2 separate regions of the Mus musculus genome follow, and region 2 is linked to region 1. The links are chromatin loops, found by intact Hi-C in ENCODE. Cell type or tissue: gastrocnemius. All regions are shown on one strand. Each heading gives the region's core, and the rest is flanking DNA. Links, peaks and the distances in the headings are about the cores only. Region 1 overlaps Kctd19 (potassium channel tetramerisation domain containing 19). Region 2 holds the start of Tppp3 (tubulin polymerization-promoting protein family member 3).

What was found. Peaks named below come from ENCODE experiments on the same cell type or tissue, not always from the same donor. Only the 100,000 strongest peaks of a DNase experiment are listed, where the experiment ranks them.
Region 2: it touches region 1 in a loop (4-fold over the local background); 9 of 42 quality-filtered maps call a loop at or near these places.

What each region holds. Positions count from the first base shown.
Region 1 is chr8:105,400,276-105,410,986 of GRCm38, forward strand. Kctd19 (potassium channel tetramerisation domain containing 19) reads right to left here. Exons shown (of 16, transcript NM_001301173.1): 2 at 8,053-8,349. Among named protein-coding and RNA genes, the nearest start is that of Kctd19, 7.9 kb to the right of the region's middle. In gastrocnemius, for the core only: no CTCF peak of the experiment used is centred there; no DNase peak of the experiment used is centred there.
Region 2 is chr8:105,461,411-105,472,121 of GRCm38, forward strand. It overlaps Lrrc36 (leucine rich repeat containing 36), which reads left to right. Exons shown (of 14, transcript NM_001170788.1): 14 at 2,333-2,676. The coding sequence ends at 2,558. Tppp3 (tubulin polymerization-promoting protein family member 3) reads right to left here and starts at 10,012. Exons shown (of 4, transcript NM_026481.3): 1 at 9,870-10,012; 2 at 7,030-7,223; 3 at 6,746-6,899; 4 at 6,082-6,614. The coding sequence starts at 7,217. The coding sequence ends at 6,426. In gastrocnemius, for the core only: no CTCF peak of the experiment used is centred there; DNase peaks (open chromatin) are centred at 3,372, 4,099, 5,387, 5,747 and 6 more places; H3K4me3 peaks cover 2,794 bases; H3K27ac peaks cover 7,069 bases.

The sequences.
Region 1 (10,711 bases), core at 1,663-9,662:
GGGTGGCTCACACCTTTAAATCCCAGCACTTGGGAGGCAGAGGCAGGTGGATTTCTGAGTTTGAGGCCAGCCTGGTCTATAGAGTGAGTTCCAAGACAGCTAAGGCTACACAGAGAAACCCTGCCTTGGAAAAAAACAACAAACAAACAAAAGGAATGGATTGTAGCTGCCAGTTCTGTGTGCTGTCTGCCTGCCTAGAGGACTGCTCTGCAGCTGCTGATTTGTGTTTGGTGTTTGCCATGGGACTGAACTGCTGCCAAAGAAGATCCAGCTCACCCCCCAAAGAACCATTGCTGAACAGGTCCACTTCCCCCGTATCCTAATAATTTTTTCTCCCACTACCTCTGCTGGGTGGTGGGCTAGAGGAGAGGCTGAACCCTTATTAAAAGTAGGTTGCAAAAAAATGTATGCATATAGTATATAATCTAGTAGGTCTGTCCAACTAGCTTGAGAGGAAATATGCTAATGAAGGACAGGATGAGCCGTTTTCTAGAAATGAAACCTCTGCGTTCTGGGGTTTCTAGTAAACTGTGGGCAGCCCGATTTTCTCCAAGAAAGGAAACAGCCAAACTCTAAAAGGAGAAGAAGTTGGGCAAATCAAATCTACAAAGATTGCAGTCCCCAGCCAGTGAGGACATGCTATATGCTAACCAAAGGCGTCAAGCTTGCACCTAGGCCCAGGAGCTTCAACAAGGTTGTTTCCTGAACTCCTTCAGTGAGCCCTTGCTCTGATAGCTAGAAACAAAATCTCTGCTCACAGGAAGCATTAGGATGCTCTGAGAGACCGCAGGAGCACTCTGCAACTCCCTTACCTTTTTACTTATTTATGCCCTGTCAGCTCTCTTCTAATAGTATAACCTCCCTGAGACCCCAAGGACTCTGCTTGTTTTGTTCTCTGCTAGAAATGGGTCACTGCATTTTCTGTTGAAAGAATGCACGAATAACAAATGCTCCAGGGAGCCTGCTTCTGGGGGGTGGGGACAGGTTCTGGCTTTACTGACTCTAGTGGTCACAGTGTATATGGCTGGTTTTCTATAGGCGACTTCAGGACTACTTTCATATTCAGGGCCACTTGGATATTACTTTTTGGAACTTTACTCTTCCTATGTTATGACATGGCAAGTTATTTCAGAGGGGTCTTTTCTTTCCACAAAGTCTTGCTATGTAGCTCAGGGTGTCCTTGAACTTGTTCTTTTCCAGCCTCGGCCTCCCAAGTTCTGGAATTACAGGCATGCTCCACTGTGCCTGGAAAATGGGAAATACAGTGAACTTACAAGGCTAACTGCTACTCTAAGGACAATTGATGTTGCTTTGGGCCTAGATGGTAGTAAAGGCAAGTCAGAAGCAATGGAAATCTGACTGCGCGGCATGTGTGCTGCTAAAAGATGGCTGACAAGGCACCCTGCTGGCAGAGCAGTTGGGCTTAACAGGATTTTCAAGGAGGAATGGGTTTTGGAGATGCTTTGTGTGCTTCTGGACTATTGGGAGGAGCATCATGGTAAAGGAGCTTAGGGGGCCCGGCAAACCCCTGACTGCTGTGTAAAGATGCTGATGCTAAAAGGAGCAAGGCTATTAGACCAAAAGGATGTGCAACAAAAGAAGCCAAACAAGGTGCAGCTCTCAATGTTTCAAACTTGTCTCTTTCTCTCTCTACTGCTGGTTATGCTGCTGGTGGGTCCAGTCTTTCTCTCCCAGCAGATGGTAGCTAAACACCTCTAGATGCCAAATACTTTGAAAACCATTGGAAATGCAGACATGAAAGGAATAGAAACCAGAAAAGGAGAAAGACATTAAAAAAAATGATCCCAACAGAATTAGCACTAATATCAGAATAGAGCAACAATAACTTTGTCTGGAAATGTCAGGCTAGGCTGTGGGCTATATTTATAACAAAATTTAAAAGGGGAATATTCTAAAAAAAAATGAGTGCAGGAGGCATAGAAAGTAAGTATAGGGGATACTTAGGGGTATGATTGAAATATATATGTGTGTGCATATATATATATATATATGCACACACATATATATATATATGCACACACATATGTGATATGAGCAGGATAAACAGTATATGGGGACCCTTGAAGCCATTGTTCACAAGCCACATTGTTGGAATAATTATCTGCCGTGTTCTTTTCCAACATTACAAAGTAACCTATCTCACATCATAATAGAAAATGTGAAACCGCCACTGGCCTATTTTACTAAAGGCATCATTTGTGTGATCAGCACAAAAACTCCCTAGCTTCCTTGAACACAAAGAATGTAGACATACTTGGATTCCTTACTGGGAGCAGATTGCTGACAAATGGAGCAATTTATGGTCCAAACTTCGAAGTTCCCAGAAGGAGGTGAAATAGGAAAAGTTGAGCCACAGTGTAGTTTAGTGGTAGAATGTGTGTTAGCATGAGAGAGGCCCTATGTTTAAGCCTCAGTGGGGTTCAGGAGGCATGTAACAGTGAACCAATAGTCTGCATAGAACCTTAAACTCTTGTGAGTGACCCTGAAGGGAAACTGCACATTCCCCAGTGGCCGCTGTGACCCCTGACCAGTCTGATGGCTTGTGGAAGGCTCCAAGTAGCTTATGTTTAAGAGGGCTTCTCAAATTCCTCATGAAGTTTTCGGAAGCCTCGTGATGCTGATGTATGGATGGCAATGACTTCTTTATATCTCTCCTATGAATAATATATGACACTCCAAAACATTCAGGTTCAAAGATTTACTTATCAGCTTGATGATTCCTGTATTATAATTCTGGTCCCAACTGCGGCCATGAATTTCAGATCTGTCTATTCAGTGACTCCTCAACTCTCTAGTTGGATGTTACTGACCGGGCACTGTTTCTTCAGCTTAACATGTGGTCTTCAGCCTTGTCTTGTGATCCCTGCCCCCTAAAGGTTCATGTCTCTCAAAATTTACCATTTACCTGGTTGCTCAGGGTAGAAACATTCTTTCATGTCCTGCATCCAATTCATTAGCAAACTCATCAAGACTTACCCAGGATTTAAATTGTTCCTGTGACCATTCAAGACCAAACCATTCTTATCTTTCATCTGGATGAGTGGCTCTCAAGCTGTGAGTCACAGCCCCTTGTAATATGCTGGGGGAGTTGAACCCTTTCACAGGGGTTGCCTAAGGTCATCGGAAAACACAGATATTTACAACTCATAACAAAAATTACAGTTATTGAGTAGCAACAAAAATTATTTTATGATCGGCGGCTCACCACAAGGGTCAGAGCGTGAGGAAGGTTGAGAATCACTGATCTGGAGGCTGCTGGAGCTTCCCGGCTGATCTTCCTGCATTTTCCTTCGCCCCAATTGAATCTAGGCCAGCAGTAAACACATTTTCCCCCCTGTGAGAGGCCAGATACTAAATATTTTAGACTTTGCTAGCCATATGGTCTCTGTCAATTCAAATACTCAGCTCTTTTTGTAGTTCAAAAAAGCCATAAGCAAAATAAAAACAGAGAAGCGTGGCTGTATGTTCTCTCCTACTTCCCTCTTTCCCCCACACCCACGGCCCCGCAGCTGTATTTGAATGAAACTTTACCAATAACACTGAAATTTGACCATTTTTTCAATCACACCCTGGAGTGGACTGGATTTGGTCCATGACCTAGATGGGGTTTGTAGACTCTGATAATACTGTCAAGCCAGTAGTCACTGGTTTTTTCCTTACAACTTTGTTTTAAAGATCTATTTGCTTATTATTTTTAAATATACATGTATGTTCCTGCATGAGTTTGTGTGTATCATGAGCATGCAGGAGCCAGTAGAGGCCAGAAGAATGTCCGATGCCTGGGAACTGGAGTTACAGACGGTTGTGAGCAAGGGTGTGGGGGCTGGGAACTGACCCTGGGTCCCCTCAAGAACTTAGAAAGCACTACCGAGCTATTTTCCCAGCTCCAACAACTTTATTTTTACATACTTTAAAACCCACGTCTATGAAAACTAGAAGTCAAACCCAGGGCCTGTACATGGTAGGCAAGCAATCTAATACTAAGCTATAGCCCTAGCTTCACCCCCAATCCCAATACAGTCTTGCTAAAGTACTTAAGTTTGGTCTTGAACTTGACATAATCCTGCTTAGGTTTCCAAATACTTAGGCCCAACTAAAGCACACCAGTTTAAATGATGCTCCATTGGGTTTTAGACTATTTGCTCAGCATCCACTGTCCACTCTGGGTTACCATTGCCTATTGTTATCCAGCCCATTATCCATTCTCTCTTACCCATCTCTCTGTCCTTCTCTCTCTCTCTCTGGTCTCTATGAACTTCTCTAATTCTCTCAATTTCTAGAGAAGAAGGTGTTTATTTTAGTTCATAGTACCAAGTTTCAGTACATCACTGTGGGGAAGTCACAATGCCAAGAGCTCAAGAGAGCTGGGCACATGGGACCCATAATCAAGAAGCAAAGAGGAGGCCAGGCAGTGGTGGCCCATGCCTTCAGTCTCAGAGCTCCAGAGGCAGTGGTGGCTCGGACAGCTAGGGCTACACAAAGAAACCCTGCCTTGAAAAACAAAAGCAAAACAAACAGGAGTGAAGTAATGTATGCATTCTTCTTTTTTATTCTCTTGAGGTTTCATTTTGTGGCCAAGACTACCCTTGAATTCACAATTTTTCTTCTGGCTTACCTTCTGAGTGCTGGGGTTTTAAGCACAAGTTACTATCTCCAGAAACTGCATAAAGCAATCATAAAATGTATGGCCCTTTTATGTAGGTACAGGGTTGGGGATATGGCTCAATCGTACAGCACTTACCTAACATCCACAAAAACCTGTGTTTAACCCTAAGTATTGAAGAGTAGGGAGTTGTATAGCTTCCCACCTCATTTCTTTATCTCTAGAATCTGGCATGGGATTGGTTGTCGATACACAGTGTTCTGATTAGAATTAGAGACTTCAAGTGTACCTTTTCTTTTTTTAAAATATTTATTTATTTACTTAGTTAGTTTATATATATATGAGTACACTGTAGTTGTCTTCAGACACACCAGAAGAGGGCATCAGATCCTATTACAGATGGTTGTGATCCACCATGTGATTGCTGGGAATTGAACTCAGGACTTTTGGAAGAGCAGTCAGTACTCTTAACCACCGAGCCACCTCTCCAGCTCTCAGGTGCATCTTTTAGAGGTGAAGGTCCAGGTTAGGTTTGTAGAAAGGTGGGTAAATGGAGTGGGGCTGGGATTAGGGGCATTTGTGGAGGGAGCGGCGTACATCACAGGAGCTAAGGCACTGTCTTCCAGAAGCTTCAGTCTTATCCTGCTTGTTGGCTCATTCTATGCCTCTTCTTCTCTCCTTTGTCCTCTTAAAACCCTTACTTACTTACTTATTTGGGATAGGGTCTTGCTATGTAGCCAAGGCTGGCCTTGAATTTATCCCAGCCTCCCAGGTCCTGGGATTATAGGTGTGTACCACCATATCCAGCTTTCCACACTGCCTTTCAACAAAGCTGTTACAGACCAACCTGAACAATATGTGCTACCTTCTGACTGAATAAGACAACCCTTTAGCAGGCGCCCAGCTCTGTTTTTATTGTTAAGTGCTAATTATGGAGAGCTCTGTAGTAAGGAGTATTAATAATCTGGAATAGTTTAGATATGTGCTATCCAATATGGCAGTCATTGTGACGGTATGCCTTGTTGAACTACAGTATTCTCAACATGAGATGTGCTAAATGTTAAAAAAAAAAGAATCAGATATTGAAAACTTGGTATAAAAGAAAAGTATCTCAAGTGTAAATTTTTGAAAATATTGGGTTAAATAAAATATACCATCAAAATTTGATTTCACTCATTTCTTTACACTTTTTAAAGTTTGGCTACTACAAAATTTAAATAACGCCTATGAAACTAGGTGTTATTGCATGTACCTGTGGGTCTCTCTGTGACTTTGGAGGCTGAGGCCGGGGGATCAGTGGAATCCTGGAGTGCAGGGCCAGCTGAGGCAGCACAGGGAGACCCACATCTCTTAATTTACATGTGATTACGTATGTCATCCACATACATGGCTCACATTGTGTTTTATTATACTAATCTTTGTTGTCCCTAAAGTGCATAGGAATAAAAATAGAACCCAGAGTGCTCTCATTAAGTCATAGTTAAATGCTTGAAGTGGGCCTGCTTGCGAAGGGTCTTTAGACGAAGAGTTGGCAAAATTCATTTTCTCCAAGCACCACCGTTTGCTCTTTTAAGGCAAACCCCAGTACTTGGCTAGGCCTTCACAGCGAGGAAAGTGGGGGAAATGTGCGGTTGGCTTGCTTGAGGCGGCTGTTGGTTCCCAGCTGTATTTACTCTCTGCTTCAATGAATAAATACCACTTAGGCTGGGCCAGCCCAAATGTTGATTTCTTCGAAAACACCATTTCCAACGCCTCAGCACTTGTTTCGAAGGCTGTGTTAGGGAGGCAGAGCCTCATAATTCTTCAAACTCCGCAACTCACACATCTTGGAATCTTGGAATCAGACCAACCCATTGGCTTCTGTGTTGTTGCCTCCTCCTTTGAAGTTGACTCTCGGGGATGTTTGGTTTGGTTTGGGTTTAGGAAGTGAGGACTGCAAAGGGCTTCAAGGGCTTAGTAAACTGTACGGGAAGCTCCTGTTCTTCTCAATGATCCTGTAAAACATTGCCTGGATCTCTCTGATTGTCTGCAATGAACATGTTACTCCCTCTCCACACAAAAAAGGTGGCCTGGCATAGAGCCACGAGCAAACCTAACCCGCCAAGGCATTTAAATGGTTTTGAAGCCACTTGCAAGCAATTCTCATACCTTATCCTAAAGACGGTGACAAGATTTAGATTCAAGGGGGAAGCCAAAAACTTCAGAAAGCTACAACTTGCACTGCACTATGCTAGAGTTCTTGGATTCCTAAATATAAAACATGAATTATTTAGCAAGAATCATCCTTAAGCACATATATTACAAAATAAATGGTCTCTTTCCTCCTGACCCAGATACCAACACAATCTAAGTCAATTTTCTTCCAAGAGGTACTGAGGAGGCATACTTAGTGGTCTACAGAGATGCACTGTAGTCGATGGACTAGCTCTTATGAAAATGGAATAAACAACACCTCATCAAGACAGTGGGATTGATATCGAACATGCCCAGGTTTCCTTCCCAGTCATAATATTTAGTTTTTCCAAGTTAAAAAAAAAAATCATTGTTCAAAAACTACCAAATCACAGGGCAACAGTGGTGCACGCCTTTAATCCCAGCACTTGGGAGGCAGAAGCAGGCGGATTTCTGAGTTCGAGGCCAGCCTGGTCTACCGAGTGAGGTCCAGGACAGCCAGGGCGACACAGAGAAACCCTGTCTCGAAAAAAAAAAAAAAAGAATTGAAAGAGCCAAAGGTCCCCTGGATGTTAAATCCTATCTCCGGTCCCTGGTGGCTGCTGAGATAAATGAAGCAGAATCAGGGTGAGAGTTTCTGTAAAGGATGTGCAGTGAGGAGCTGGGCATGGTGGCACTTGCCCAACAGGGGCTGAATATCATAAATTCAAGGTGGTTCCTGGCTACATAGTAAGGCCTTGTCTCAAAAGCCATGATGCAGTTCCAGACTACTGTCCATTAATAGTGTTACCTCAGAGCTGGCTGTGGTGGCACACTCCTTTAACCCCAGCACTTGAGGCAGGCTGATCTCTGTGAGTTCGAGGCCAGCCTGGTCTACAGAGTGAGTTCCAGGACAGCCAGGGTGGTTATGCAAAGAAACCCAGTCTTAACAAAACAAAACAAGGGCTGGAGAGATGGCTCAGCAGTTAAGAGCACGGATTGCTCTTCCCGAAGTCCTGAGTTCAATTCCCAGCAACCACATGGTGGCTCACAGCCATCTGTAATGGGATTTGATGCCCTTTTCTGGTGTCTCTGAAGAGAGCAATGGTGGTGTACTCATATGCATTAAATAAATAAATAAATAAATAAATAAATAAATAAATAAATCTTAACAAGAAAACAACCCAACCGAAGAGTTATCTCAGAACCCAATATAGAAAAGAGCCTCACTTTTAGTGACGCTACTGATCATCACTCTTGGAGAAAGCACTTCTTACCTGAAGCAAGGGCATCAGCTGCAAACCCAGGGCTTGCTCATAGAGCAAGTTCAGTTCTGCACAACTGGAGAAGGAGAGCTTGGACGTGTAGAGGTAATAGTGCACATGCCTAAACGTGGAGCCGTCTCTGTCAATGAAGAGCCGCTGGTTCTCTGAAGAGGTCAGGGCTGAAGCCTCTTTCCACAACAGCGAGTCTGGGAACTGAGCAAGTTTGCTCCTGGGAACTGAGAAATGCCAGCCCCCGACATTGAAGTGAAACAAATCCTCTGCTGACTCATGGAGCCCGCCAGGCTCCTCCTAAAGGGAGAATGAGGAGAGAGTTCTGTAACAGAAAGAAATTGAAAGCACCCTGACAAGAAGTACTAAACTACATTTTCTGTCAACATAATAATGTACATACAACATCTAAGAGAACTAATACACACACACACACACACACACACACACACACACACTGTTATGAGCAGAATATTGAAGAATATTTTTAAAAACCAATTATATTTTACATACTAACAGTTTAAAAAGCCAGCCATGGTTGCATGTTCGCATGCATCTGTAATGCCAACACTTCAGGTTGGAGGCAGGAAGGTCACTACAAGTCTGAGGCCAGTACATATTGAACCCAAGGCCACAGTGAGATCCTGTATTAAAAGGTGGGAGGTGGGAGAAAAGCTGGACTGATGGATAAAAATCCCCACTGGCACAAAGACAGCCATATGAATACATAGTATAGACTAGAGCCTAGAAATAAATCTTTATGTTCAGTTGAATTTGCCCATCAACTGGTGAATGAATAAACAACTTATAATGTACCCATACATTGAAACTATTCTGGTAGGTTGTTTATTTGAGACAGGGTCTCACATTGGAGCCCTGGCTGGCATAAAACTCACTATGTAGACCAGGTTGGCCTTGAACTCACAGAGATCCACTTGTTTCTGCCTCCCAAGTGCTACAATTAAAGACAGGTGTGGTGTACTCTCAGGCCTACTCATGAAATATTAATAAAAAGGAATGAAGGACTGATACATGTCACAATGTGGATTGATCCTGAAACATTATGCTAAACAAAGCAGACGATATGAAGAAAAGGCAAATTTACCCAGATGAAGATTAATGGTTACTAGGGCTGGGGGTATAGGTTTCCTTAAAGGAAGATAAAAACATTTTACACTTGGTTGTGGTGGTGGTTGTACAACTCTGAAAACATAAGATCATTGAATTATACTTATTAAAATGGTAAGTCAGCCATGTATGGTGATGTATGTCATTAATCCCAGCTCTAAGGAGGCAGAGCAGGTTGGTTTCATCTTATCTCTTACTTCTATGAGTTCCTGGCTAGATAGGGCTACATAGTGAGAGCCTATTTTAAAACAAACCCAAAATATTAAATCATATGTATATGGTTATTTTAAGAAATCCATTTATTACTTATGTCTAGTGTGTGTGCCAGCGTGACTTTATGTACACTATCTGAGTGTGCGCAGGAGCTCATAGAGGCCACAAGCGGCTGCTTCCTGAGCCTGGAGTTACTGACTGTTGTGGGTTTTCATATGGGTGGTGGGATCAAACCTTGGTCTTATGCAAAAGCATCCCGTGTGTGTGTGTGTGTGTGTGTGTGTGTGTGTGTGTGTGTGTGTGCGCGCGCGCCGTTTAAGGAGCAAAAAAATAAATGAAAATAAACATAGAACCACCATATGATTCAATTACACGTCTCACTAATACCACTCATGGATATATACCTTGTATTAGTAATATTTCTCAGTGCTGTGACAATATTTACAAAAAGCAATCTAAGGGGCCACCAGATGGCTCTGTAGGTAAAGACACTACTGTGCAAGCTTGGTGACCTGAGTTTAATCCCTGGGATCCATTCAAATTGTTTGTTTGTTTGGTTAGTTGGTTGGTTTGAGACAGGATTTTTCTGTGTAGCCCTGGCTGTCCTGGAACTTGCTCTGTAGATAAGGCTGGCCTTGAACTCAGAGATCCACCTGTCTCTGCCTCCTGAGTGCTGGGACTAAAGGTGTGCACCACCACCACTTGGCTTCCCATGTCAAATTGGAAGAAAAGAATTGGTTCCACGCCGGGCGTGGTGGCGCACGCCTTTAATCCCAGCACTAGAGAGGCAGAGGCCTGATTTCTGAGTTTGAGGCCAGCCTGGTCTACAAAGTGAGTTCCAGGACAGCCAAGGCTATACAGAGAAACCCTGTCTCGAAAAACCAAAAAAAAAAAAAAAAAGAATTGATTCCACAAAGTTGTCCTCTGACGTCTAGGTATGTGCCATGGCATGTACACCCAGCACTCACACATAAACATCACACACACAATAACAATAATAATAATAACTAATTAATAATAATAATAGTAACTTAAGAGAAGAATTTGTTTTGGCTCCTGGTTTAAAAGCACATAGTCCAGCATGACACAGAAAGTGTGACAGAATCCACATGACACAGACAGTGTGACAGAATCCACATGACATAGACAGTGTGACAGAGTCCACATGACACAGACAGTGTGACAGAGTCCACATGACACAGACAGTGTGACAGAATCCACATGACACAGTGTGACAGAATCCACATGACACAGACAGTGTGACAGAATCCACATGACACAGACAGTGTGACAGAATCCACATGACACAGACAGTGTGACA
Region 2 (10,711 bases), core at 1,279-9,278, 61 kb after region 1:
CCCTCGGTGACTGTAATAGGACTCTAGGGTCACCCGATTGTTTTGGTCATTACCAACCCCTCAGATCAGTCCTCTGGCTCCGCTGGAAAGTGTTTGCTGTTGGGCCCCAAAGACTCACCGAGAGCACTCAGTAGGGAGTAATGGGGGAAAGAATCTAAAGTACACTCTAACATCAGCCTCTTGACAGAGAAAGCACCCTCAAGCTGCAGACCGGAGACACCTGGGGGCGGGGGAGGCGTGGGAGGTGGCTGAAGGAGGCGATCATGGAAAGCTCTTGAAGAGTTGATCTGCCCGCCCTACCTCTGCTAAGACTCTCTCACTGATGTTCACAAAAAGCAAAACCCTCACCTTGAAACCCAGATCTCACCGTTGATTTTTCAGTAGAATAGTAGCATTAAAGCCAGAGGGTCAGATCCGGGCCCTTTCTGGGTGACTTAAACAAAAACCAAAAAACCAAAGCCCCACAGCTTTTCAGCTGGTCATGGTGGCACCTTGCTGGAACTTTCGGTAGTAGGAGGGTCAGCACTTCAAGGACAGCCTCAGCTACATAGTGAGTTTAAGGCTAGCCTGTACCACCTGAGATTCTAAAAACAAACAAACAAATGTCAAGCAACAACAGAAGTCTTTTACAATCTCAAGCTTTACAGGGAGAATAGCATAAAGTCATGGTTCTCAAACCTAGGTCTGCATGGGAATTACAGGGAAGATTTGTTGACTGCAGATGCTGGGTCCCAGGCCAGAGTTCTAGTTGGTCCTGTAGGCTGGGAACTTGAGAATCTGCATTTCTGGTGTTTCCAGGCTGTGCTGTGCCTACTGCTCTGGAGCCCACACTGTGCACACATTAGAGTATCTCCCAAGAGCTGGACACTCAAATGAACTTGAAACAGCTCTGTTTCCCTAAGCCGCTCAGCTCATTTGTTTTATTTTCACTTTGACGCTTAGGGAAATTTTTTTTTTTTGGTTTATCTTGTTTGTACAGTTTTATAAAACATACCATCATCTCAAAGCCAAGTCCATAAATAAGGTAAATCCAGAAGCATCTACTATTTCCTCTTACTGGCCTTCTGTAGTGGATGCCAGCCGCGCTGTTATCTGCTTACCTTTTATGCATAAAAAGGAGCACAGGTGTTACTTATTTAAATCTTTTGTTGTTGTTGTTACTTTTCAAAAATGTTTTATTTTATCAGGTACTTGGCCTGATACCCATGGAATCCAGAAGAGGGTTCCAGGATCCCACAGTTACTGGTGGTTGTGAGCCACCATGTGGGTGCTGGGAATTGAACTGGGAGCCTCTGAGGGTCAGGGCTCTGGGAGTCACCTCCTGGGCCTGCTTTAACCTGTTTGTTTGCTTGTTTGATGAGGGAGGGGGAATTGAACGTGCTAGTCCCAAGGATCAGCCTTGGGTTGTCAAGCATGCCCGCAAGCACCTTTACCCACCGAGCCATCGGTGGATCAACACTTTTATCTTGAAAAACAGTTCACAATGGACTGTGAGCTACTTCTCAGTCCTTTTTATAAATGCCTAGTACTCGTTGTATGATTATACATTTAAAAAAAAATAGTTCCCTGTTAATATCAGTTTAGATGAACCGTATTTATTTGGCTTCCAAAAACAGTACAGTATGAGCTGGGATGTGTGTGTACCCGGCAAGTATGAGGTTCATGTTTCAATTCCTAACACCAAACTCCCCAACGCAAAATAGCGCTGTAATTAATAATATTTATATACATTTTTTTAGAGACAGGATCTCTCTACATAGCCCTGGCTATCCTGGAACTCACTATGTAGACCAGGCTAGCCTTAAGTTCCAGGGTGCCACCTGCCTCTGCCTCCTGAGTGCTGGGATTAAAGGCAAGAGCCACTACACCTGGCTGTTGCACATCATAATTTGTGCTGGTGTGTGTGGATGGCTTTTGGTGTTGTGTGGTAATTCTGAGTTCAAGGATGCAGTAGGGGCTTGTACCATTGGTCTGGCACAGAGACAGGCTATTAAAGGAGGCGGTGACTAGGGAGTGGGAGTTGACAGCCTGATCAGATGCCAGTGTCCCTGAGCTTCTCCCTCCTTCCCTCAACAAGAAAGGGCTTTGGAAAGAATGGAAGAACCATTCCATGAAATGTGAGCTACGTCACTGCTTCAGTCAGTGTGGAGCGCAGTCCATGAGCTGTAACAAAGGAACCATGGCCTGCTTTTAAGATAACCCACTGCTAAGTTGGACAGTTCCATTGAAAGGAGCCCCTGCACTGAGTTTGACTTTAGCAGCCATTTCAGACCTGAATGGCCTGTGCTTTGCTTTTGTGATTTCATGACTGCCTTTCCCCCCTGGGCCTCAGGTCCCTGGTGGTAACTAATGAGTATCTGCTGCAGCAGCTGCATAAAGAGCAGAAAGGTTATTCCGGGAAATCTCTCCTGCCTCCCGAGAAGAGTCATCCTTTGGGGAGATCGTCGCCCTTTGGGAAAAGCACGCTGTCTTCCTCCTCACCAATGGTACACGACACGGGTCAGTACCTAATACAGAGTGTCTCAGAAGCCGACCCAGAGCCTAGTTTGTGGAGCTAGCACCGCAGCCCGCCCCACCAGCTCCCTCGCCCACGGAGGACGCTCAGGGCCGCTGTCCCTGTGGTGGGTACTGGTGTTTACCCCCAAAGATTAAGAAAAACGTATTATGATGACTTTCTATTGTCCCTCTCTTATTTCTTCCATTTATTTCCTCCCATTTGGCCATTCTTCCCCTCTGCCCACACAAATTGTTGGCGCTTGGTCCTAGGCACCATTTCACACAGAAACATTTGATTGAAAATGTCAGAAAGGAAAAATTAGTGGACACATTTCGGTGTCATTCGAGACTGTGGCGGAAAGTTACAAAAGAACATCTGTCACTGTCTTTTGTGTTAGAAGAATTTCCAGAGACTCTGAAGTGTTTGAAGTCTCCTTCTGCCATAGTGCAAGTGTATACTCTCTGGAGGAGCCCCTGGCCTGCTAAGACTCGGGTCCACAGAGGACCGTCTAATGGGAGCTTGAAGTAGAGCATGTGGGTGGATGGTGGGGTCCACGTGGAGGCTCTAGTGAGTCTCATGGATTAGGATGCTAAGGAAAAGATGCAGAGCCTCTTAGACTAGGATGCAGAGTCCAGTGGTCCCTGAAGGATCATGGGTCAGGGATACGAAACAGTGGGATGTGGTACTGCATGGGAATGTGATAGGACATCAGTCTTTGCCCAGAGAATGCAAGGTCAGGAAAATGTCCCCAGAGGACAGTCAAATGAGACCTGAGACTAAGCAGGTTACCAGGCAAAGCATAGGACTAAGGGCAAGAACAAGAGGAGAGCTGCAGCTTTGCTGTGTCACCAAGGGAGTGGCACCGCTCCAGGGCTGGGGGCTGGGAGGACAGAGGAGCTCGGCCGCATGGCTCCGTGCAGACTTTCCACTAAGGGGTAGAAGAGTAGAGGCCTGCATTTAAAAGGCTTCCTCTACAAGGAGACTGACTGGCTGGCTGGAACAGGACAGGCTAAGCACAGAGAAGCTGAACAGCAGAATCGGCAGGCACAGGCCCACGGGAGGCGCAGCTTGTGACATGCCTGGGTTCAGTGTCATTTCCCACATGAGGACTGTACATTCTTTGGTCCTGATAGATCAGGTATCCCAAACTTCTGTGGGTCTGCTTCAATATCAGCACTCTCCAGAGCTGCCAGTGTGGCCAGGAAACAAAACTGCTGTCACTCTGATGCCACTTCACCTATGCCACCATGTCAGGAAGAGAGGCAAGGAGCTAACTAACTCACATGCCGTGCAGGGAAGGAGTCCTGTGCCACATTGTGGGTTGTGAAGCCCCCATGTTTCTGAATTATAAATAAACCCACAGACACACACCTGGGTTTATCTGGCTTTTCAAGAGGAGACATAAGCTTTTGTCTGCATGTTCTACAAAAGCCAGCTTCTCTGTCTCCTTGTCCCATTAAGAAGTCTCCATAGAGCCTAAGCTTTGCCTAAAAAGGGGGATGACTGAGTTGTCACTTTAGAAACAACTCAGGGCACAAACCACCCTGCTGTGTGAGCCACCATGGGCAAACACGGTGTTTCTTTGTACCATCCGCCTCTTCCTGCCTCTCGTCTGAGCATCCTACAGTGGTCACCCAGCATCTCCACAGAGCTCCTCTAAAGAGAAGTGAAGAGCCTGCCATGCTAAAGCTACCTCCATGACCATCTCCCTTTGTCACAGGAAATGGCTGACTCGGGCCGGCCATTCTTGAGCTGCTGGGCACTCCTGGGGGAAGTAAGTTCTCTCAGATTCTGATTTTTCCTGATGTGTCACGTAGTCCCAGGGACAGGAGGTAGCTAGTATAAAGTCAAGGGGAAGACCATCGTTGTCACCGCGTAGGGCTAGCTGGACCTAACTTGGAGGGCAGAGGAAAACCTCTGGAGCAGAGGAAAACTAGTGGAGAGGCTGGCACTCTAAGCCTGCCCTACAGTGGACTGACTGGTGCAAGGTTGGTGTGCAACCAGTTCTCAGGTAGGTTTCTCCCGAAACAGAAGTCTCTGTAGAGAGGTAGTTAATGGGGTGTCCTTATCAGCAGAGCCTTACTAGAGAAGGCATTTGTGGATTTTAACCTCAGGAGTCTCCCTGGCCCTAAGTGGACACTGAGCTGCTTCTGGCTCTATGTGCCTTTTCAGAGAAAATGAGGGCTCTTTCTCCTACTACATGGAGTTTAGGGTCAGGCAATACCCTCCTCCCCGTTTCTCCAAGTCATCCCACCAGTCACAGGGATAACAGGCTGCTGTCCCCCTCCTCATTAGCTGTCTCCCTCCGCACACCCCTGCAACTCTAGCTGAGAGTGAGGCCCACACAGGTAACCCCACTCGCTGTGACAATCTTTCAGTAAGAATATCATTTCCGTAATGCTCACTGACATGAAGCTTGGGATTCAAACGGATTTCCCAGGCTCGATGGAGGGACTGCTTCTTTACTGCTGGGGAGGGGAAAGCTGGAACTCTTCCCGGGTAGCTTGAGAAGGGACATCCCAGTGAAGAGCCACCCTCTGGCATCTGGGAGACAGGTGCTAGCCTGGGGCCCTCTGCTTTCCACCTGACCTTTCTTCATCCCTGTCCATCTCACACCATTTGTCTGAATGTCTCCTTCCCACCTGGTTGGGCTCAAGCCCAGTGTGAGCAGAGCGTCCCAGGACAGCCTGTGGGAATGGGGCACACAGAAAAGAAGTTACTGTGGACCTGAGCCTCTGAAACCCAGAAGCTGCCCTCTGATGGACAGGCCCTAAGTCCACCAGCCTCCTTGCTACCACAGCAAGGACGTGAAGGGCGTGCTTGGGAACAGCTCTAGCCAGACACCGGCGACTCCGAGGACTGATGATCTGGTAGGGAACAGAATGGCCACACCTTCCCCATCAGAATGGTGAACAGATGGGAGGGAGTCAGCCAGAAGTCCCTCACTGTGGGACACCAGGCTCATCACTGGCCATTAGGTCCCATGTGTGTGTTTTGTTTTTGTTTTTGAGAAATGGTGTTGGGGCTTGCTGTTCCAGAACAGGGCTGGCATGAAGATAAGAGGTCTATAGTTCAGGGCTCATCTGTTGAAATCTCTTTCTCAGCTTCCTCGGCCATAGAGTAAGGGCATCAATTGTTTATTCTCTAGTTCTTTCTATCCCAGAATAGTCTGAGATTCTGGGCTACAGCCCAAAATGCCTTACCCGAGTAGCCCCCTGTTGGCAGCCACAGTGCTGAAGCCTGGCCCTGAGCCTCTGCCAAGGCTTGGTCCAGGCCAATTCTGATGTTTCATCCTGTGCAAATGTTGAGAGCAGATTGAGGCCTTATTGATTGGATAACAGGCTGTGATGCCATCACCCTAGGGTCAGGGTCCAGTAAAAAGCTCTGCATCTTCCTAAGGCTGTCTTGGGCTGGCTGGCTCTGCTCTGCACTAATGGGAAGGAATCGCTAATGGAAGGAGATAGCATCTATCCTTGGCATGGCTACCAATGGGAAGGAAGAGCCTAGCAGGGTGTGTATGCAGGAGGGGATGATAGGGGTGCTACAGTGTGAGTGACCCCATCACTGTAGACTGAGTCAGTCCATCCTGGTACAAAAGGTATCTTTATTGAGGTCTGGGTAAGAATTAGGCACTTGGCCAGAGCAGCAGCTTAAATATGAGGCAAAAGCAGGCAAGAGTCAGCCATGCCTGGGACCAGGCTGGGGCGGTGAGGATATAGGCACTGACTCCCAGACAGATGACAGGGAGACAGGAAGAAGGGACACAGCAGTCTGGGTCAGAGGCCTGATGGGATGGCCCTGGGACTGGGCAGGAAGCTCTTGGTGGCAGATCCAGCAGGGAGGGAGCCAGGCTTTCTTGCTCCATGTGACCCTGGACCCCAGGCCTGGGCCTCCAGTGGGACAGCCTCCCTGGGGGCTTTGGCAGGTGTCACTTCTTCACCTTGGCGTCATAGGTGCCTGCGTTTTTGTAGGCACTCACGTAGCCACTGTCGTCCAGGATGTCCTGCCGTCCAGCGATGCCCTTTCCCTTGCCGCTCTCATCAAAGCGTTCTTTGTGGGAGCCCGTATACTTACTGGTGTCCGTCAGCCGGTCCACAGCACCACCCGTTTTAGCTTTCTGTTTGGATAGAGTTCCCACAGAGTCCTGTGAGAGGGAACCTGGCCCATCCCACCCACCCCCATTTCTGCTGAGATCCACCCCTCCCCCACCCCCACCCATCTCCGTGGCAGGGCTGGCAGGGCACTTACGGTGACGCCAATGTTGGCCGGTTCCTTGCCCGCTATCAGCTGGCAGATGGCATCAAAGGCCTCCTCCTTGGACTTCCCCTTGAACCGCTTAGTTGCCAGCTCTTCCAGGGCCTTCTTGAACTCCTCATAGTTGATTACTCTAGCAGATTTCGCCCTGCCAGACACCGTGTGCACCGTAAGGATCCCCCCTTTTTGACATCCTCCCTGATTCCAGCCCCCTAACGACCACCCCCACACCCCCCACTTTCTGAAAGCATGAGAAACAGGGGTTGCCTGGTGCTCACTTGACTTTGGAGAAGACGATGTCGACGTCGGTGCCCGTTACGGCCTTTCCGTCGGCCACCTTACAGTCCTTGCACAGCTTGGCCCAGTTCTTGCCATTCATCTCTTGCCCGCTGGCCTTGGGGTCGCCATGGATGGCAAACTTCCGGAAGCTCTCCTCCAGCCCAGCTATGTCCGTGCTCGCTGCCATGCCACCCTGCGAGGATCCGCCACAGTCACCTCCCGGCCAAGTTATTCCCACCTCCTCTAGACCCAGAATGCCCCTACTGCCTTCTCAATACCTGTGAGGTGCTGGGCAGTGGTGGCGCACGCCTTTAATCCCAGCACTGGGGAGGCAGAGGCAGGCAACTTTCTGAGTTCGAGGCCAGCCTGGTCTACAAAGTAAGTTCCGGGACAGCCAGGGCTATACAGAGAAACCCTGTCTCGAAAAACAAAACAAAACAAACAAAAAAAAAAAACCTGTGAGGTATGAGTTGGCAGCACATCAGTCCCTCAGTCAGGACTGGGATGCCTAAGGGTTAGCACCTTGTGTCTGTCTATGCCCAGAGCTGAGGAAGAGCTATGGGCAGAAAGGTGCTGTCGCTCGGTGCCAGCCCTGGATGTCAAGAGGGCTCAGAAGATGAAGTCATGATGCCCACACGGCCCTGGGAACAGAAGGGCACTGTCCTGAAAGACTGTGATGATAGCAGCTAGGGCCATGGCTTTGTCTGTCCCTGGCACAAAGCCTGGTTGGGTGGAAGTGGGGGTGGTGGCAGAAAAGCCTCCCTGAAAACTCCTGTCAATCTGGGTCAACGCCAGACAAGGGTGGTGTATGGGCAGGTATGTAGTGAGGGCAGTGTCTCTGTAAAGGTCATGGAGACCTAGGGAGGCCCAGCCTCGGCCTGACAATGGAGCAAGAGCAAGGGCAGCAGTGCCTGCCCTAGGCAGGGGCGCAGCTGGCCCAGCCCTGGCCTTGTTACTATTTGCTGTTAAACAAAAACAGGAGGGGAGCAGGAACTTGGGTCTGGCCTGGCCACAGTTTGTGGAGCCTGGAGACAGTTGCTAAGGGAGGGTGGTGCTGCTTGGAGACAGTTGCTAAGGGTAGGATGGTGTCAGGGCGGCTTGAGGGAGAAGCTCCCAGTGCTGCTGGGCTGGGCTGGGCTGGGCTGGGGATCAGGGGCCCAAGGGTGGGGCATACCAGCACTCCCTAAGCCTAGGGCACAACCGTGGCTTCCTGGCCCCTTGCCACTGATTGAAGCTGTAGCTTCCAGTCTGTGGAGCTTAAGAGTGGGAAACGAAGAAACCTGGGTAGAGACTTGGACAGTAGCCCCTAAATTCTTCCATGGGGCCATGATCTTGGTGCCTCAATCCTTCACTGAGGCACAATCCCGTTGTCTACACTTCAGCCCTCCACTAAGGTCTTCTTTTCACTGAGCGTGACCACGCCTGTCCACGTTCCCATAGCTCAGATGCACTGAGCCCTGGCCCTCCACACCCTCTGCCTCGTACCCACTAACCATACCCACAGCCTTGCACCGAGGCTTCCTCCACCCACACCCAAAGCCTTGAATTTGACCCTTTTTCCTTTTCCATCCCCACACAGACATTAAGACCCCTGCAATGAAACTCCTCCCCAGCATGCCCACAGCCCTGCAGTCAAGTGCATGTCCTACTACAGACCCCTGACCACACCCTCCTCAGAGCTCCATTGCAGATCTCTGACCACACCCTCAGCCCCACCCTGAAAGTCCCTCTCCAAATCAAACCCTGTGTACACTGCATCCATTTTGCATCCTTTTAACTCACATCCTGAAGACCCCAACCACAGTCACTAGCTGGACTCTGCACCCTTACAAAGGCCCCCTGGCCATACCCTTGGAGCATTCCCGTTCATCCATATAGCTACAGCTTCTGACACAGCCCTGCCTTGAAATCTCCCAGTCTATGCAGTAACACTTCCATACTTCCATGCAAAGCATTGAACACCCACCACCACACACGCGCAGAGTTCCCTGACCACACCCTCAGCACTCTCTCTTTACTCATATGCTAAAGCTATTGACACAGACCTGACCTAAAGCCCCTCAGAGTCTAACCAGCACTGGCATCGCCAGGCATCATGTTAAGACATACCACCATCACCACACCCACTGCAGCCTCCTGTTCTCAGCCACCATCTTTACCTTGCCTCTTAGGGGAAAAAAAAAAAAGTGTCCAATGACCACAACCTGGCCCCCGAACAACTTCCTCTTCTTCCATTACTAGTTGGTCCACACTGAAAGGCCTTTTCTGGTGACCACACCTACTCATCCATAAGTTGCAATTTTTAAGACTCAGAAACCCAGAGATTGCACTCTGCAGGGACCTCTGTGGGTCTGTAAATGGGGTCCGCCACACCCTTTGCCTCTCCCAAAGATGTCAACCCGCCCGGGGACCCAAAGCCCTGTACTTGAACACCACAGGTAAATGTGTCCAGGGGAGTTTGGGGTGCTACATGATGCTCTTCTCAAGGAAATGGGAGGATCCTGAGGCTACTGCTCACTCCTGTCTATGGGAAGATGAATTTGGGGGCTGTTGATGTGGAACAGAATCACAGCAGCTGCTCTGGGGTCCTCAGACCCTGGGCACAGTGTTCATGCCTCTGAACTGAATCCGCTCGTCAGCTCCTGCTGGGACAGCTGCAGTCATCAATCAGCCTGGCAAGAAGGTGGGGGCAGGAGTGTGTGTGGAACCCTTGGGGCCAGGGCCGGGGTGTTCAGCTGATAGGCTCAGCTCAGTACCATCTGAGGTTGGTTCAGGCTGCTCCCACCCACCCCTCCTTTTGGGGGATACGAATTAGGGTGGTCGATGTTCAGTCTCCTACCGGCTTCTACCGCTTGGCTGCTCCTGAGCGTGCCTTCGGACAGGACCCAGGAACTGATGCTGGAGACCAGGAGGCTCCACAGCTCCGCTCCCTGCCGGCTCCCGGGCGGGACTGCAGCCCGGGCGGCTCCGTAGTATTATCCCCTGTTTCTCGGTCACCATAGAGACAGTGAGTCCCACCCCCTAGGCTGTCTCGGCGGGAGAGTGACCAAGGTCACGCTAGCTCCTCCCACCAGACCCCGCCCTATGTGCTCTGTGGGCGCTGGGCCCGCAGAATTGCAGCGACAGCCTTATCCTGCTCCTCCCCTTCAACCGCGGTCCTCAAGCGGTCAGAGCTGCCCTCTGCAGTCCTGGATGTCCTAAGATAGGAACTCCCATGGCCAATGGGAAAACAGCCCCCCCCCAAATTCCATTGTCCCCAACCCTCAAGGGACTGCTGAAAGAATCCACCTGAGATTGTCTAGGAGCTGAACTGAAGAAGGGGATCCCGCCCCTCATTGACAAGGATCTACAGCTGGCTCCAAGACCACAGCTGCCGCTAACCCTGTGGCATTCACTCATTCCTAGGTTCTCAGCAGGCCACATTCTGAAGCACTAGAAGACTGAGACAATCAGTGGATCACGCATTCTTACCCACCCCACCCCCCCAAATGCTGGGTACTTTTGTGGCAGCAATTCCTAAATTTCGGAGAATGGCTGCCTCCTCCCATTCTCGTCTCCCCGCCTCACAGCTTCTTGTTCCAATGCGCCTCCCTAGCCTGCTTCCTCTTCAGTTTCCAACTGCAAATACTAAATAAAAAACTAAATAAAAATACTAAATATTAATTGATTAATTAATTAATT